Regions from separate parts of the Homo sapiens genome. Here region 2 is linked to region 1. A link is a loop called in an ENCODE intact Hi-C map of the cell type or tissue named here. Cell type or tissue: endothelial cell of umbilical vein. All regions are shown on one strand. Links, peaks and the distances in the headings refer to the core of each region. The heading gives the core; the rest is flanking DNA.

Region 1 (10,262 bases), core at 880-8,879:
CACACACACACACACACACACACACACAATCTAGAGAAATTTATATGCATATATTTATATATAAAGTCCCTTTCATATTGTACTATCATTGTCTATCACCTCTAAATTTATTTTCTGTCACTATAACAATTTAAATCTCCCTGTAAAATATAAATCTCACAGTAAGCAATGGACGCAGGTAGACTGGTATGGAGTGCAGAAAATGAATACATCTTCAACAAATGAAATAAATGCCACCTACTCCACAAATTTCACCTAGATGTGGCACTCTAACATTGTTTGGACCTCTCTTAGAACATATGCTTGTGTGTTTGTCTAAAAATCCCACATATTTGACAGGAACAAATCACTTTTATCTGTACCCATAGCAACTCTATAGACATTTAATATGCAGTGTGAAGAAGTATAACAAAGGGGCTAGAAGTGTTGACTTTCTGACCCACGTGCCTGGTTTTACATACTAACTCTAACATATACCAGCTTCGTTGCTTTGAACAAGTTGCTATGGTTTAGTTTCTTTATATGTAAACTAAATCTAACTAGTCAGATTGTTTTGTTGACTCAATAAATTATACTAAAGTGTATGGATATGCAGTTCATTGTATATATCATAATTGTTAAACTAAAAAGCATGTAGGTCAGATTCACTTGAGAGAGTAGGACAATAACTGCCTAGCGTTATTATTATTTATTCTGATTGTCTACTCAGGAAACCCAGGAAAAAGGTACAGAGTATTAAATATGAAAATAGACTGCAACAGATTTTTGGTCTGATTTTAATTAATTTTAAAAATTGCATTGATATGCTCCAGTCTTAAAGCACTAGAATATATAGTTTATAAAATTAAATTATTTAAATAAAATCAAAATTATAAGTGGTACAACGATAAATCTAACAATGGACTTCTATAATATTTATGAAGAAATTTCAGAAAAATATATAGATGACCTAATTAGTAGAATGATAACCACGTTCATGGGTAGGAAGAGTCAGTACGGTAAAATTGTCATTTCTTCCTCGAACTAATCTATGAAACTAGGGCAATTTTAATCAAAATGCGGAGAGAATTTTTCATGAGACTTGAAATGTTGATTCTAGGGAAAAACAGAAGAACAAGAAAACTAATCATGTTTAGAAGAAGCACAAGATTATAGAATTTCCTTACCAAAAAGCTAGACATATTATCAAAGTACAGTAATGAGGAAATGTGGTATTTACACAGGAATAGATAAATATGGCAATGTAACACACCTGAGAACCTACATTTATATTGCAGGCAATTGGAAAAAACTCATATTTTCACAAAATGGTGCTGGAACAATTAATTATCTATTTACAAGGGAGCATCAGAATATTTTTTCCCACACACAAAAGTTCAGTTGCTAGAGCTTAAAGAAGGATTTAAATTAATAAAGTTAGAGCTATGGCCAAAAAGATTAGTTAATGTATTTCTTAAATAACACTAAAAGCAGCACAAACATTTAAAATAAATACATTTTTATATTAAAATATAAAATTCTGTTTATGAAAAGACATCTTGAAAAAGAAAAAAGCCACTTACTAAAAATACATTTGCAAATGTACAGCTAACAAATATTAGTGACCAGAACATAAGTAAACAACTTCTACAAATCAGTATCAAGATATTAACAACTCACTAGAAAAACTGGAAACAGTTAAAAACATGTCATCAACAGAATAGAAAATACAAATGGTAAATAAACATATTCATGGATGTTCAACTTCAGGAGAAATAAGAAATTTCAATAAAAATTATGATGAGATGTAATTTCATCTCCATTAGAAACAGAACAATTTTTAGGGTCTAACTTTGGCAAGGATGTGGAGCAAAAAGAACTTTAATATGCGGCTGGGGAAAGTAAGTAATTATCTGGAATAATTTGAAAAATTTTAGTTTATTTGAAAGTGTACATGCCCTGTGACTAAATTTTACTCAGATCACTTAAAGACTTTTTAGAATGTATATCAAAATACAGGCAAAATTATAATCATAGCAAGAGTATTTGTATTTAAAAAAAGAAAAAAGTACACACTACATTTTTATCAGTGGTGATAAGGAATAGAGTAGCAAAATAAACTAGAATAAAATAAACTAGAATAAAATTCGGATACATATATATTTTAAAAAGGAAATGTATTAGAAAAAGAGTGAAGACAGTATTTTTAAAAGTCTGGTTATATAAATATTTATATAGATAAATTACAGATAGATTCATATACAGATGCAGATGGAAGACAACAAAACAATTGTTAAATATTCATCTTGGGTGGTGCAATAATCAGTAATTGTTTTTATGTTTTTCTTACATATAGTGGTCATATTTTTACAATATCTATCATTCTTATAAAAATATTTGTTATAACATAAATGACATCTAATGGATTTTTCTTTTCTTTTCTTTTTTTTTTTTTTTTTTTTGAGAGGGAGTCTCACTCTGTCACCCAGGCTGGAGTGCAGTGGTGCGATCTCGGCTCACTGCAAGCTCCGCCTCCTGGGTTCACGCCATTCTCTTGCCTCAGCCTCCCAGGTAGCTGGGACTACAGGCGCCCGCCACCACGCCCGGCTAATTTTTTGTATTTTTAGTAGAGACGGGGTTTCACCGTGTTAGTCAGAATGGTCTCAGTCTCGATTTCCAGACCTCGTGATCCGCCCGCCTTGGCCTCCCAAAGTGCTGGAATTACAGGCGTGAGCCATAGTGCCCGGCCGACATCTAATGGATTTTTCTACTGGATATATACCATATATGTATATGCATGTGGGTGTAATAAAATAAAACTTTGGTGAGCACTATTTTTCAGAAATTTTACACGTTATTACTTTTAATATCTACAACTGCTGATCGGATAGAGAGCCTTGCTCTCACTTTGCATATAAGAAAATCGCCCATTGCTTTTTGTAAATAATAAATTGCTGAGCTCCTAATTCTGATTTGCGCTGAATACTGAGAACTGAAACAAATATAATCTTTTCCCCATTGGTAAAAAAAAAAGTGAGAACAAGCAGAAATATCTTAGCTATTACCTCCAAAATAAATATATTTGACCTTGGAGCATAGGTCTGAATCAAATAAAACAGATGCATCATGAAGACTGCCAGCTTGCTCATGCAGGCTCCCTCTACTTTCCGTGTCCACCTGGTCAAAGCTAGCATGTCACAAAAGCAACCTAATACCAGGCCATTGCCTACCTTACAAACACCACTGTAAAATCACACAGTCTAGTTTCTCCCTTACTTTATTAGGTTACATAACTTCCCTTTGATTGATCAACAGATTGTTTCGGTGCTTTTTGGAAGAAGCTCGCAGTTGTCAGTCCAGTATACTATTTTGCATTTTGTTTCTATATGTCTAAGAATAGATAATTTTATACTTTCCTATTATTTTTCCAACTTTCTCTCTTTTTGAGACATTTTGCAAAATATTTTCTCAGTTGTTGGAACAATGGTTTTATTAAATACGTTAATTAAAAATTGTGATTGATTTTTAGATAAAAAATTATTTTCTAGTCTTCATGCATCAGAAAGTTAATCAGTGGTAATGATTATATATGTTCCTAATTTCTCCTTTTCTTGGCTAGATTTACATAGAAAATGTGAGCTAAAAATATTTTTCTTGGTATTCAAAAAGATCATATTTCTGGAGGATGGAAAATAATGCTGAAGAAGTTTTTTTTAATTTAAAAGAGATATGTTCTCTAGATCTCATACGTCTCAGTGTATATTAATCAGTAGTAATGATTATGTATGTTGCTAATTTATTCCTCTCTTGGTTACATTTGACATAGAATATGTGAGCTAAAAATATTATTCATACTATTTAAAAGTGATAGTATTGGTGGAAGAGGAAAGATAATGCTCTTTTTTAATATAAAGGAGACATGTTTTCTAGATCTCATAAGACACTTTGAGACACACACCTTTAATCAATTTGGACCCATGTAATTTGATTCCTTTATTATTTACATACATGGTGCCTGAGTTATGCTCCTCCTTATAGCCTTTAATTGATAACATCTTTCTGATAATTATTGCAGAATGTTACATTTGAGGAAAGGTAAAGGTACAAGCACTGGATACAGAATGCTAAATATCTTTCAACTTGTATCACTTGGTTGTGTCTATGTAAAGTATGTGTTATAGAATAAATATTTATGGTTATTTGAAAGGATAGCAGGAATTGGGACTGAGCATGCTCTTCAATGGCTGATCTTTGGGTTTCTTCTCCTTCACTGATTAACAAAATGTGGTTTTCTAATTTCTAGGAATCTCAATTCTGTCATACTACCCCCTGATGTTACTCTAGTAATCTTATAATTTTACTATGAATGTAATTCCTATTTTCCTTGATTATCAGATAATAAATCTTCCATAGTAATCATTCCTTATCACAAGTTGCACTGGAAACATCTTCCACAAGTCTTCACCTGCAACCAGATTTCCCACTCTCCACTCACCCTGTCAGCCTTTGCCAGTACTCCTTACAACTCTAAGCCCATGTGCTTTTCAGAGAAGCATCCTTCTAAATACATGTTTTTACTCAAATACTCAAGCAAAACCTATTTATTCATTTAAATGTTATCCCCCTTAAGATGAAAAAGTGGTCAACATTTCCTTGCTTCTAAAAGCCATTACAAATTGTTCCATCTTGGCCTTGGAACTTTTACTCATGGCAGAACGTAAAGCAGGAGCAGACACAGCATATGGTGAGATAGGGAGAAAGAAGAGAAAGTGGGGAGGTGCCATACTCTTTTAAGCAACTAGATCTTGCTGAACTACCAGAGCAAAAACTTACTCATCACCAAGAGAATAGCACTAAGCCATTCATGACGGATCTGCCTCCATGATCTAATACCTCCCACTAGGCCCCACTTTCAACATTAGGGATTACATTTCAACATAAGATTCAGAGGAGACACACATTTAAACCATGTCAAAACATTCTTTGGAGATCATGCTCCCTCACTAAACTACCTTCATCATATAGCATTATCATCATGTAGATATCAGGATGTCTTCCATAAATGTAAGAAGGTAATACTGTTACCATTTTTTGATAGTATTTGCCAAATACTAACCAAATCTTTGAAACACTCATTTCAAGATATAAATTCACAAAGTATGTCTCATATTTTTGTCTGAAGACTACCTCTATGATCTCTAGAATAAGGAAATCCATCATATTTTCAAAATGAGAAAACAATTTCCATGTTTAGCAAAGCAAATTTTCAAAAATCCAGTATATTAAAACTAATAGCAGGAATTAAGTGAGATGGAGGATTGCACAAACCTTAGATTAGAAGTCCGTAACTACAAAACACTATGTAAATAACCTGCATGTGAAACGACACTTGCAGAATATCACAGATTGATTTCTGTGAGAATTGATTTCTGCAAGAATAAATTGAATTGATTTAAAGGATAGATTAATACATGGGTAGTGTTGATGGACTTTTCCACAGCATTTGTGTGAGCAATGAAACATTATTATTCTCTGGCCAAATCGTGGAAAACAGGAAGGATTTTAACAAACGGAAATGTAGATGACACATTATTTCTAGAGGATGTAAATGCATGAGGAAGGGAAAGCATAAGCCATGTTTATTTTCACAAAGGTTATAAATAGTGAGTAGATACTACCAATGGAAAGTGGTTTAGATCACATTTTGAAACACTCTGAAGAGGTTTTTTTTAGCTTAATTTAATCAGGGGATTTTGATCAGAGATGTGTTTTAGAGAGATCAATCTTCAAGTGGAACTTTAAAGGGTGAATTAGAGCAGAAAAAACAACTGGTGTTGGCAAGCTAATTGTCAATCAAGCCTTTACAAGAGTCAGAGTGAGAGGTACAGAAAAGCTGATTTGGGATGAGGACAATGGGAAAGAAAACAGGAAAGGAAAGGCACACAAAAACTTACTTAACAACTGTCTGGAAAATAGAAGTTAGAAGAGAGAAGGCATGGTTTTATTTTTAATCATAAAATAGAAACTGATTAAATCAAGCTTTTCATTTTTAGGTCATACGTATGACATTCATTTTGATAAGTTGCTATTTAGATGACAGTGTGCTCATTTATTTAAAAATATTCTTATATTGAAAATATAGCTTGAGAGCTACCAGATCTAAATGCAGTATAGTAATGAACAACTCGTATACAAGACAATGTCTGGTCAAAGTAAAACCCAGGCTGTCCAGGTCAAAAACAATTCATAAACATACTCCATTTCCTAAAATTTTTCCATTTTTCTCTCTTGTCAACTTTGGGCTTTATTTCCGTTTTTTTTTTTTTTTTTTTTTTTCATCCTGTAGTCTGCTCCTGAACAGCTATAATAATTCAGTGGTTTTGAACATCAGTACTTTTCCTTGGTAATGGCTTTAAATACAGCTTTTATTTAATGAATTTAATTAGCTTGTAGCCTCTTTGGGCAACAACTTTACCTAAATTTACCCAGAGATTCCAGCACCAGAACCAAACTTCAGCCAGAATGTCTAATTCTGCTCACCTCTTTTCCCTATGACTTTATCCCTATCCCCATAAAACTCTACAAACAGAGTGTCGGGCACCAGACAGGAGATAAAGAGAGTAGCCAGGGCTAAAATATGAATATATTGAAATTTCTTCCACAGAAGGAATAATTGACATTTTGAGTCATAGGCCACCATTTCTGGTTGAATTTCGTCTCTTGAAAAAAAAATATGTCAAACTTCTAATTCTATCACCTGTAAATGTGATCTTATTTGGAAATAGGGTCTTTGCAGAGATCATTAAGATAAAGTCATACTTTTTTTAGGGTGGGCCCCAATCCGATGATTGCTATCTTTGTAAAGAGAGGGAAATTTAGACACAGACACACAGGTGAGGCTATGTGAAGATGGAGGCAGAAATTAGAATGATGTATCTATAAGGAAAGGAATGACATAGTTTGTTGGCAATCACCAGAACCTAGAAAGAGGTAAGGAAAGATTCTTCCTCTTGTGCCTTCAAAGAGAGCATAGCCCTGTTGACAACTTGATTTTAGACTTCTAGACTCCAAAACTGAGAGAATAAGTGTATTAAGTCACTAGTTTGTGCTATTTTGTTTCAGCATCTGTTAGAAACTAATACAGCTGTAGTGGCATTTCTAGTATTTCAAACCTTTCCATATATTTGTGATATATTTTCCTGAAGAATCTTGTAAGATCATTGTAAGAACATGTGCAGTTCTTTTGACATCCTCCATCTTGTTATGATGTCTCATTTAATGAAATATGTGTTTTCATTGATTAATTTATTGTAACTTCTAGCCACATACACTGCTTTCAAAATTGGGTGTTGTAGTTTTAATATCTTAGGGAATTACCACCAGAGTCAAGAGATGATATGCATGATCTAAGTAGCATATTTATGACTGCTATCATAATCACATATTGTGAATGATAAAGTCACCTTGCAATGGCTCTATCTCCCCTCCCTAGACTTTGCAATGTAAAGTAGAAGGGTAACATAGCTTTCAATTTCTGAAAAAAGTGACAGAGAGATGATAGTTATAGATAGATCATAAGGTGATTGCTTCTGTAGAATAACATCACAAGTTCTTTTTTTGGCAGAGGTATAAGTAAAAGATGGGGGAGTGGGTTCAGTGATATATTTATGTTAGAAATAGTAAAAAAAAATTAAAAGATGCTGAGAAACTTCCTACACAATAAAATCAAAACAAATAAACATCTTTATTTTATTTGGAATACAAAGAAAAAAGACTGATTTTCTGATAATGACTATATGTGTACTAGCTTCAGAAGTGGGTTCTTTTATTCAAATAATTAAGAACATGGTGAATAAGGTAAAGTGCTAATACTAAGGATGAAAGAAAAAAATCAAGCATAGGCCTTGATTTGATGGGGCTCTCAAGTCGAACTTGTTTCCAGGAAAGAGATTGGTAGTAGGAAATGCATAATCCTGAAAAAAAGTCTCAAAATCAGAAGTGTTTCTAAGGTTGAGAAAATAAATTGCTAATTTGATTTATGTCTTTCCTAAAAATGGAATCCACTCTCCTGCCATTATGACGTTTATATTGTATCACTATTTGGAAAGAATATAGCATCATTTTAACTAAATATTATATTTGCAAATTCAGACCCAAGTCTAAAATTATATTTTAAATATATTCATTTAAGGACAGATTATTTAGTGACTATCTATAGAGTATTTTTTGTGCTTAAGACACATTCTTAAGTGATTAGAATATAAAAAGAAACAAAATAGATTAAAAGACACTTGTCAATAGATAACAAAAATACATGTAATAACTAAATATATGGCACTGAAATCTTAAGAAGGTTTTACATCCTATGTGAAAATATAGAGCAGAGTAATGGAGATTTTAATAATTAGGGTGATATCAGGTTTTAAATAAGATGGCAACGTAGTCTTCATTAAGAAAATGACAGTTGAACAAAGTCTCTCTGAGGCACTTGGCAAGATCTAAATGAAGTAAAAGAAGCTGAGCTTACTTTATTTTTAAAATCCTAAGTAAGGAACAAAGGTTTAGGGCCCTTTGGCTGCCAACCATGAGGATATGAGCATGTATTTTGATGAAGGCACTGCATCTGTCTCTGAGGATCCCATTTAGACTAAAGAATTAAAACATTAGGCACAGTTTGTACTAGAAAAACAGTGAATGTATTACTTCAAAAGTGATCACATTCCCTTTGAGGTGTGTGAATACAGAATTTAATTAAAAGTATCACAATTAGATAATCAGTAGTCTGCCACTGAAGTTATTACCATGCAGAAGACACAGGCATTACCCTTTGGAAGACATTTTCTCACTGCACTGCTTAATTTCACATTATTTTTCCCCTCAAACTTGCATATTCTAGGAAATAGACTAAATAATAAAACTGAAGCAGAATTGTACTACTGAATGTGCTAAATACCTAACAAAAACCAATCCTTTAATGTATAATAAAAAACAAGTAGCAGATAAAAAATATAAAGATCACTTTTTGTAATTATCTTTCATTTTTTTAAAAAAAAAAGCATTCTAAAAATTTTAATTCCCAAGACAATTAGGTGTTAGTGATAAATATAGTATTATGTCACACAATTGGCCTAACAAGTGAACAGCTCAGTAGATTATGAGATATATAATATATATATATCAAAATCTGTAATATATATATATGTAATGGAGCTATATATTATATATTATGTATTATATATATAATGGAGATATCTCCATAATATACATATATAAACACATATATATAAATAAGGTAACACAAAACAGAAACACTGCATAAAATATCTAAAAGAAAAAAATAGTAAACACCTCTGAACAAATTAATCATTTTATATGTGTATAATGAACTTAATGCAAACAACTTTACAATGCAATTCCAGGTGTGATAGCTATGCCTGTAATCCTAGCACTCTGGAAGACTGAAGTGGGATGATCACATGCGGTCAGGATTTTGAGACCAGCCTGAGCAGTATAGTGAGACCCCAATCTCCACAAAAACAACAACACAAATTTGCCAGGCATGGTGGTAGTCTGTAGTCCCAGCTGATATGGTTTGGCTGTGTCCCCACCCAAATCTCATCTTGAATTGTAATTCCCACATGTTGTGGGAGGAACCTAGCGGGAGGTGATTGAATTATGGGGGTGGGTCTTTCCTGTGCTGTTCTTGTGATAGTGAATGAGTCTCATGAGATCTGATAGTTTTAAAAATGGGAGTTTTCCTGAAAAAGTTCTCTCTTTTTGCCTGCAGCCATCCATGTAAGATGTGACTTGCTCCTCCTTCCCTTCCACCGTGATTGTGAGGCCTCCCTAGCCATGTGGAACTGTAAGTCCATTAAATCTCTTTCTTTTGTAAACTGCCCAGTCTTAGATATGTCTTTATCAGCAGCGTGAAAACAGGGTAATATAGTAAATTGGTAACAGTAGAATGGGATGCTGCTGAAAAGGTATCTGAAAATGTGGAGGTGACTTTGGAAATGGGTAACAGGCTGAGGTTGAAACAGTTTGGAGGGCTCAGAAAAAGACAGGAAAATGTGGGAAAGTGTGGAACTCCCTAGAGACTTGCAGAATGGCTTTGATCAAAACACAGAATATGATATGGACAATGAAACCCAGGCTGAGGCGGTCTCAGATGTAGATGAGAAACTTGTTGGGAACCAGAGCAAAGGTGACTCTTGTTATGTTTTAGCAAAGCGACTGATGGCATTTTGCCCCTGCCCTAGAGATTTATGGAACTTTGAATTTGA
Region 2 (10,262 bases), core at 1,586-9,585, 100 kb before region 1:
TATTGAAGACCTACTATTACTTACACAGGTAGATACATGAGAGATGGAACGAAGCAAAATGCATGTGCTATATTACTATATTCCATTCATAGCATTATTGAACTATTAATAAACATCAATAATTTCTAATAATGACTTTAGAATAATCAAATACTAAATGTTTTATATAATATTAAATTTTAATTTGTTATATCAATAATTATAGCATTTAAAATCTGTGTGTTATATTGCTTTTTTCTTCACTTCTTAGATACCCTACATTCACCCACAAAAAGAGTTCTTGGCTTAGGAATATACTAAGAACAAAAGCTTGTGAAATAGAGGTGTTTTTCAGTTACTGAAGAGGACTATTCAAAAATGAAGACAGAACACAGTCACTGCCCAGAAATCACATTAAAAGTTAAAGAATTTTGCTGGGTGTCTTCACTCTTTCATTTGGTTGACTCACATTCTTAATCTCAGGATAGCAAATTTTTATATCGTATTCAAGAAGCGTTTCTTTACTATACCTATTTGTATTAGTCTGTCCTCAGGGTACTAACAAAGACATGCCCAAGACTGGGTCATGTATAAAGGAAAGAGGTTTAATGGACTCACAGTTCTACATGGCTGAGGAGGCCTCACAATTATGGAGGAAGATGAAGGAAGAGCAAAAGGATGTCTTACATGGCGGCAGGAAAGAGCGTGTGTGCAGGGGAACTCCCACTTATAAATATATGAGATCCATGAGATCTCATGAGATATATTCACTATGAGAACAGTATAGGAGAAACCACTCCCAAGATTCAGTTATCTCCACCTGGCCCTGCCCTTGACACAGGATGGCGGGAATTGTTACAATCAAAGTGAGATTTGGGTGGGGACACCCAAACCATATCACTAATATGAAATAAGTGTTGTTTCACATTATTTTGCCTTATAAACTGATTTATATTAACATAACTGATGTATGTTACTATGAGTTATTTTATGAGCATTAAAGTTTAGTTATGGATTTATCTGAAACTAATATTTATTAATATCTCTATTATTAAATGAAATATTACCTGTTAATATTAATTATTTTATTTTTATTAGTCATATATTTAAAATTATATTACAATAAAATATTAAATTTTAATAGTTCATTATATTAATAAAAAAACTTATTTGAAAGGCCACTAGCCTTGGTTATTTAATGTACCCAACATTTTTGGAGAAAATTACAGTGTTCATATAGTACTTTAAAAAATTTAACATTTTAAGAATAGCACATTGATTAATGTTCTTGGTATATTTAGCAAATTTGAAAATCAGAGAAAAAGTGTAGAGTAGTACATCATGTTTATAAGTGAAGAATTATTATGTATGAGTTTTTATTAGGAGACAAGTATTTCTTTTACTATAAATCTAATAATTTCTAAAGTGATATATTCATTTATTCTTGAAATCAATAAAGTTATTGCTGTGTAAAATGGAAAAAACAATCATAGCTCTTGGGAATTTAAAGACGTTCACATAATGTATTGGGATTATTTATTTTATTTTATGGAAATAAACAGCTAACATTTTCAAAACAAAAGTTACAATATAAAGATTGGAGCACATAACAATGTTAGCTTTAATAAATGTTGTACCAGGACTCTATACATATACTACGACTCTTTGTTGTCGCCTTAATATGCCAATAGATTGCAAATAATACACATCATTACTCTCTCTACTGACAGACAATATAAAGAAAAAATTTAAAAAGATAACTTTGAGAATATAAATGCATACTTTTAGAATGGAATTAAAACGTATATGCTAATAAAACAATGGAAACAGATGTCACTGAGAACATTTGCATTCACTACTTGAAATACAATCACTATTTCTATTTTTGAATTTCATTATTGAATCCACAAATAACATGCCTTTGAAAACATAGTTTTTATTAAATACTTGAATAATTTTATCTCTGCAAAGACATCAAAGAATAGTAGTTTCCCCTTTATATAGTAATGTTTTAGATTTCTCATTATAAGTGTTCCTATTTTTCTCTCATGTGGTAATCAATAAAATTGCACAAAGATAATGTTCTTAAATCTCAGAAAAACAGAAACAAAAAGCACCGTATTTGTTTGCCAGCCTGGGGAATGAAGCCATTTTTGGAACATTCTTGGGTTCTTTCTATTTACCACATGTCTTCCCAATTTTAATGTTAAAAACTATATTAAGTACTAGATATGTTGTATTAGGTTTCTCTAGAGGGACAGAAAAACTAATAGGCTAGATTTATATATGAAGGGGAGTTTATTAATTCACATTATCACAAGGTGAAGTCCCACAATAGGCCGTCTGCAAGCTGAGGAGCAAGTAAGCCAGTCTGAGTCCCAAAACCTCAAACGCAGGGTAACCAACAGTGCGGTCTTCAGTCTTTGGCCAAAGGCCCGAGAACTGCTGGCAAACCACTGGTGTAAATCCAAGAGTCAAAAGCTGAAGGACTTGGAGCCTGACTTTTGAGGGCAGGAAGCATGTAGCATAGGAGAGAGATGAAGGCTAGAAGACTCAGCAAGTCTGCTAATTCCACTTTTCTTCTGCCTGCTGTATTTTAGCTGTGCTGGCAGCTTGATTAGATGGTGCCCACCCAGATTGAGTGTGGTCCCGCCTTTCCCAGTCCATTGACACAAATGTTCATTTCCTTTGACCACACCCTCATAGACACACGCAGTAACAATACTTCGCATCCTTCAATCCAATCAAGGTGACACTTGGTATTAACCATCACATATGTACTGAACAGAATTTTATAATTTTAATGATTTAAAAGGTGTTTATCTCAAAACCATCATTTCAGTATTGACTTCATAATCTGGATGTTACCTGAAGCTCTCGCTCTTTCGGAAATTCTTTGTTCAGGAGCACTTCCCACTGTCACCCAATGAAACAATAACTCCGTGCCAATATATCCTCTCCTGATCTTCATTACAAGACTAGTTCTGCATTTCAAACTACCAAGATTTCTTCCACTTAAAATGTAAGATGCCTAAAATAGCAATTTATCCATTTCTGGCTCTCAATTCCCTGTTTTTCCTTAAATCACATTCACTTTGCATTCACAGCCACGTTTTCTCCTTGTTCTTGACTGAGACACAGAATAAGGGTCCTTTCTATTATTTTTCCCCACATTATTCACTCAAGGTATATGTGTAGCAAGAGATGTACCAAGGAAAGTTTATGTTGTACCAACAAGATACTCTTAAAATATACTAGTTCTGTAGAAAACCCTGATCTTGGAGTCAAGTAGAAACCCTGCAGCTGGGAGTTTGTCTCTGGCTGTATTTTTCCTCAGACTTCATTTATCTTACCATGTTCTATTTCCTTCTCCTTGTCCCTCTGTTTTTTCTACCCCTCCCCTTTCCTAGTTCTTGGTCAGCTCCGTGCTTCCATAAACACATTTTACCTGTTTTTGCATGATTGTGTAGCTAACCTTTATTTCACTCTGTTCTTAAAGGTTTTGTTGCAGTCTCACCGTCCTTAATCGTCAATTAGGAACTCCACAACTGGGAAAAAGTCTTGGGCCATATTTTTCTTCAGGTTCTAGTTCTCTGTCATGCTCTCTGTACCATATCTTTGCATCAGTCTACTAAAATGTGGTTTGACATTGCATATAGTTTTGTATGTAAAACTGTGTGCAAAGTATTTATATATATTATTTCTATGCTTGTGGGAGTGTGTATGTGTGTGTGTGTGTGTATAGATCTGACAGTAGCACGTAAGTGACCAATATATGCAGGAAATAGCTTGAGCAAAATTTATTCCCATTTATATCCATAAAATATAATCCTTATTTTAATTTTTAACTAAATAAAATAATTATAATTACTTTTACAGTGCTATTTTTCCATTTCACATTGGAGAATTATAATTCTATATATTTATGGGGTGCAAAGTGATGCTATTATATATATATGTATATGTATATCTATATATATATATACACACACACACACATACATACACACGCACTCACAAACAAATGTGGGATGATTGAATCAAGCTAATTAACAATTCATCCCCTCAAAAACTTATCCTTTATTCCTCCTGTCTAACTGAAACATTGTATCCTTTGACCAACATCTTCCCCTTCCCGCTACTCCCAGCCTGTGGTAACCACCATCATGCTCTCTGTAAAGCTCTGATTTTGAATCAGAATCTTCTAGTGCCATCACAACTCTTCCAAAAACAGTGATCCATAGTTCTTAACTGGAAGTAAGGAGGAATATGAGTAGACAGTTCAGAGGAGAGCTGGGCAAGAAAATAGGAGAAGCTGCTCAGAATCACTACTCCATAGGCAAATAAAAATGAAGAAAATATACAACATAATTGTATAGTCTTCAGAATGGCAACAATTAGGAAAGATAATAATTTAACTTGATTTTCTGGCAGCTATTGTAAGGAAGAATACATTTCCATACACATTGGTAGAACTTAACAAGCACTAGCCTTTTCAGAAATAAATATGCCAACATGTATTAATAATAATTTAACTTGATTTTCTGGCATCTATTGTAAGGAAGAAGACACTTCCATATACATTGGTAGAACTTAACAAGCTGTAACCTTTTCAGAAAGAAATATGCTAACATGTATTAAATATTTAATAATATTAATTTATTATTGTAATTGTGTTGTATTAATGACCTTATATATTACGTATGTTATATGTGATACATATGCATGTATATTTGTATATAATCTCCTGTGGTCCAAAAATCCCATGTCAGGATCCTACCCAGGAGAGAAAAGAATCCTGATGTGCAGGAATCCATGTAGATGGAGGTTTACTGAAGTACTATTTACAGCATCTAAAAACCGCCGTCTCCCTTTCCCAATATCGAGCATGAGATTCCAGTAATAGAAATTCTCGAGATTATCTTCTCTAACTCTCTTTTTAAAGCTTAAGAAATGAAGTTGAGATGTTGAGATATTAAAGTCACACAGCTGGTAATTTGCTCAGTCATCTGGAATAGAAATCCATTGACGCACAGTTTCATTTTTACTGACAAGGAATTCATGTACTGACATAAAAATTCTCTTTTCAAAATTAATCTCCAAAGGTCGATGAGACATGTACACTAAGGAGTCTTCTCAGCATGATTCCTAAAGGAGAGGGAAAGATACGTAGTGGGGAGTGGTGCTTTCTCGATGTGAGAAAAACTATTTTCCATGTTGCTCTATTAATAAGCACAGAAACCAGCTTTCAGAAGATGACAGGATAAGAACTTTTGACAATAAGCATTATCTTATAAAATAATATGATCTTAATTAGGAACAGGATAGCATAGAAAAACATAAAATGAATACATTTATAAATCATTATAAACCTTATTGACCAGGGATAACTTCAAATAAAATTAGTTTAAAAATACTGTTAATGTATGTGTGTGATTGTTTTATCTATATTTATTTATTTATTTATTTATTTATTATTTATTTATTTATTTTTGAGACAGAGTCTCGCTCTGTCGCCCAGGCTGGAGTGCAGCGGCGCGATCTCAGCTCACTGCAAGCTCCACTTCCTGGGTTTATGCCATTCTCCTGCCTCAGCCTCCCGAGTAGCTGGGACTGCAGGCACCCGCCACCACACCTGGCTAATTTTTTGTATTTTTAGCAGAGACGGGGTTTCACCGTGTTAGCCAGGATGGTCTCGATCTCCTGACCTCATGATCCACCCGCCTCGGCCTCCCAAAGTGCTGGGATGACAGGTGTAAGCCACCGCACCCAGCCGATTGTTTTATTCTTAAAAATGGGCCTATGTGGTCTCCACCATGGTTTTCAGTAAATTGTAAACATTTTTGCATGCCATTAAATGTTTTCAAAACATTTTGTATTAACAGTTACATAGTAGCTATTTAAATAGCTGAAGCTTATTCATTAAATAATTTATCCATATTTGAAATTTAGCTTTCCAATTGAAGCAATTCCAAGGAATACAGGGCCTATATTCAAAATTTCCTCAGTGTATATCAATCAAAATAGACTTTAAGATGAGAAATTTTGTTGCTTGTCTTTGTTCAGATTTTGTTAGTTTAACTTCTGCTTATCAAATTATCTAGGCTTTATGTGTAAATTTATTTTTCCAACAACTTTATAAGTATATGTTTATCTTTCAGATACACAAACCTTGCTTATCCCTGTGTAAAAATGTTCAGCAATTTAATAAACTATGATACATCATTATTTTATTTTTGTATGTGTTGAGTTTGAACATTTTAAAATTGGTTACCTGATTTTTATTTCTTGCAATTTGGATTTTAGTAACTATATAAGCCTTTTACAATATTATTCCCTTCTTATCTTAAAGTCTAGCATTCGTGTTTTCTCTTCTTGACACTGGAAAACATAGTTTCCCTAGTATGTAATTATCAACCTATTGTCTCTATTTTTTAATGAATTACTTCGTTTTTGTAATCTTTTATTTCAATTGCTTACATTCGTTTTATCTTTGATTTTCTATGTTTGACTGGCTTTAGAAGGCTAACTAATGAATATTTACATTGACAATTTTTAGTTAACACCATTTTACCTTGTGGTTTGCTCATGAATTTAGCTTTGGCCACATTCCACAAATTTCTTTATAGATTATGTTTAAAACTTACTTACATGTTAATTTCCTGCTTAAAATAAGTGATAAACAATATAAAGCATTTTCCATAAAATAGTACATGTTATGCTGTATTTTTGTTAAACTTCGCCTGTTATATACATATCCATCCTTTTACACTACATTTATTATTGTTATAATATTTTCTGATTAAGTGACAAGACTGTCAATAGTATCAGGCAGTATTCAGTGCTGGAAAAAGAAACCCTTCTAAAAATTTTAGATGAGAAGGGAATTAGTAGCCATGATTAGGTGCCCACAAAATGACTAGGACCCCTGGATTAGGGAGCCATGCTGATCCCTACGGACTAGGTGAACGCTTTGATCGTGATTATTAATGTATGAATCTGACTCAGAATGCCTCAAATCAAGAAGCCTTAAATCACAATCAAGGATGAGTTATGAATAAATGGACTTCCTAGGATGCTAGAAAACTGAAGTCAGAGTTACTGGTGCAGTGAGATTTGCCTCCTCTTTCTCCCAATATGCTGTGGGGTTGCTGGGGACAGTGGTGTCCATGTTATTACTCAGTTTGTTTTGATGGTAAGAATATTTTGCATTTTTCAAAATGTGTTATATTAAGACTAAGACTGTTTGATTCCTTCCTGAGTATTGATGTGAATCTTAATATATGGTGGGTGTGGCATCTTCTGTATTTATCGATGCACTACCGTGAAGAGAAAGGAACACCAACAGTGGCATGTTTCCCCAATGACCTGTGAGCTGAAGAAAGCTCTGTTTATTTGCTTATATCAGCTCCTACATTCTTTTTTGTCAATCTTGCACCTAACAATTTATGTGTCTTTCTCTAGGCAATTTATTAAGAAATTTTAAAATTGTGTGTGTGTGTGTGTTCTCTTTACACTAACCAAGGAATAGAACCAGTTTTTATTTCCCCTTTAAAATCTTTCCAAGAAATTACAATACTGAATCCAGTAGGATTCATATCCAAAATATCATCTCATTAGTAATTGAGACGTGCAGGAATTTAAAACAAGAAATATAATTATTTATGATATAGATGAGAGAGAGAGATGTGAGCAGGCATGTTAAAGAATGACTAGACTTGTTATCAAACGATAGTGATAATTTTTGAAAAACAATTTGTTGAACAGTTTGAAAATAAAATTCAAGAACATATAAAGGTTAACATATTTTGATCTCTAAACCCTACCTCTGCAGATTCATCATAATTAATGCTTTTACATACTGTATGCAAAAAGGATCATTTAAATGTTCATTCACTATATCACAAAATTATAATATGACAAAATATTTTGAACATAGAATAAGTAATATTCTCAAAATATATATCATGTAGAAGTCCTGCCATCAAAATAGAGTAGCATGTTGAAATTTTAATATTTTAAAATTAAATAAAAATTCAGAATAATTTGTGTACATGATAGCAACAAGAAGAGAAAAAGAGAGAGAGAGAAAACATGAAATAAACGTAAAGTTACAAATGTCTAGAGAGTAAACAAAGTTGTGCCTGAATAGTAGAATTGTGGATTATATTTTTTATGTTTTCAACTTTTTAGAAAGGTTTATAAATTAATAGAACATTCAGGCCGGGCATGATGGCTCATGCCTGTAATCCCAGCACTTTGGGAGGCCAAGGAGGGAGGATCACGAGGTCAGGAGATCGAGACCAGCCTGGCCAACATGGTGAAATCCTGTCTCTACTAAAAATGCAAAAATTAGCCGTGTGTGGTGGTAGGCGCCTGTAATCCCAGCTACTCGGGAGGCTGAGGCAGGAGAATCGCTTGAACCCGGGAGGCGGAGGTTGCAGTGAGCCGAGATCAAGCCACTGCACTCTAGCCTGGCAACAGAGCGAGACTGTCTCAAATAAATAAATAAACATTAAAAAATTCAAGTCAATTTTCCTGTTCACACTAAATACAATATTATAAAATACCGGGAATTAGACATCAAATTTAAAACCAGCTCCGGTACTTCATTAACTCAAGTGAAAGCTTCAAAGTAAGTAAGCTCTGAACAAGAATTTCTAAGGAAGAAAAACCTGAATATTACATTTAAATTAATACTTTTTGGTCAAAGTAGATGGACATTATTCCTACCTCAAATTTCTATCTTGAGTTTTAGTTTAAATTTGTATGATTTCTCTCTCTCTCTCTCTCTCTCTCTCTCACACACACACACACGCACACACATGCACCCCTCTGTTTTTCCCCCATATAATCCCATGAAAACTTTTCACCTCTCTTTTCATTCTGCTTCCCTATTTGGCTCATAATGAGTCTGGGATCTGGCCTTCCTCTTCTGAGATATTTCTAGCTAGTTTGCATATATCAACTTTTATTCTCAAAGTGAACTTCTCTGCAGAACTTATGAGCGCAAGATGCCACAGAATGTTCTTGAGATATAAACCACTAGTATCTGCAGGCACCTGTGCCATTGACTTTTGCCTGGTTTCATAATAATGTGATAAATAATTTTTGAGAAGTGTTGAGTACGTGCACACAACAGAGTGGAAAAATATGGGATCGGTGGACTATGATGGAGACCACTGATGAGGCAGTATTTTGCCTGTCCAAGGTTGGTTTAATAAAAGAAAAATTGCTAGATTATATAATCACACATTTTTGTAAAAGAATAGGAAATAACATGTGGAAAACAAAAAACAGTATTCAAGTTTTGTCATATGTATATTTTTAAAAATGCAATAGGGAAGAGGTAAAATTAGATCGAAATATGACAAACATCTTATTGACATTAATTAAAATATACTAGTAATATGCTCACAAATAATTATTTATGCCTAACATGAATGATTAATGGGTTATAGAATGTCTGAATTTATAATACATAATGAAAATAATGAGCTATAATACAATAAGCTGTTTTTGTATCTACAGTTACATATGGTTAAATTATATTCAGAGAAAATATTATAACAAAAATCAAAAGAATATGGTCATGACAAAAATATATTAAATTATTGTGCTAAAATTCAAGAAAGAATAAGACAAAGATTCTTAATTTAAAGAATTTTCAATCAATGGTATTGGTAGTGTAGAAGGAACAGGAGACAGAGGAATAAAACTAGAATTACCAGGACCAGTAGATTAAAGTGATATAGATATGCTGAAATAATATGGAAAGAGGGATTTAAACCATCTTGTGACTTAAGGAAAACACAGGAATTTTTGTAAACCAAATTTATAGCCTAGCGCCTATAGACACCCACTTTTCCACGAGTTATGGTAATTTGTTTTCATGGAACTGTGCAAGGCAAAGACACAATTCTGATTTGCACCAGTTTCAGTTAATATAATACTATTCAAAGTGAGGACTGCCAGCATTTAATGATAGTTCTATGTTATAATTAAATAAAATTATTTTATACTTAACTTCCCTATGGTTTGTTAGAATATGTGTGTTTATAAGTGTGTGTCTATATGTATATATACATATAAATATATATGTGTGTGTGTATATATATAGTGGATGCATGTGTTTACTTTTATGAACTCAAAGACTACATTGCCCAGAAATAACTCTCTGGAAATTACTTTCTTAAGGAAATTATCATTGTGCTCTATAGCTTGCTATTATTCTGAAGAGCAATATTAAGCAGAAAATTGTCCTAACCATTTCATGGATATTA

The links. A loop is a pair of places that touch in the nucleus more often than their neighbours do. Peaks named below come from ENCODE experiments on the same cell type or tissue, not always from the same donor. Only the 100,000 strongest peaks of a DNase experiment are listed, where the experiment ranks them.
Region 2: it touches region 1 in a loop (19-fold over the local background); 1 of 110 quality-filtered maps calls a loop at or near these places.

The regions. Positions count from the first base shown.
Region 1 is chr13:89,807,485-89,817,746 of GRCh38, forward strand. No RefSeq gene overlaps it. Among named protein-coding and RNA genes, the nearest start is that of LINC00353, 250 kb to the left of the region's middle. In endothelial cell of umbilical vein, for the core only: no CTCF peak of the experiment used is centred there; a DNase peak (open chromatin) is centred at 5,597; H3K27ac peaks cover 698 bases.
Region 2 is chr13:89,703,168-89,713,429 of GRCh38, forward strand. No RefSeq gene overlaps it. Among named protein-coding and RNA genes, the nearest start is that of LINC00353, 140 kb to the left of the region's middle. In endothelial cell of umbilical vein, for the core only: no CTCF peak of the experiment used is centred there; no DNase peak of the experiment used is centred there.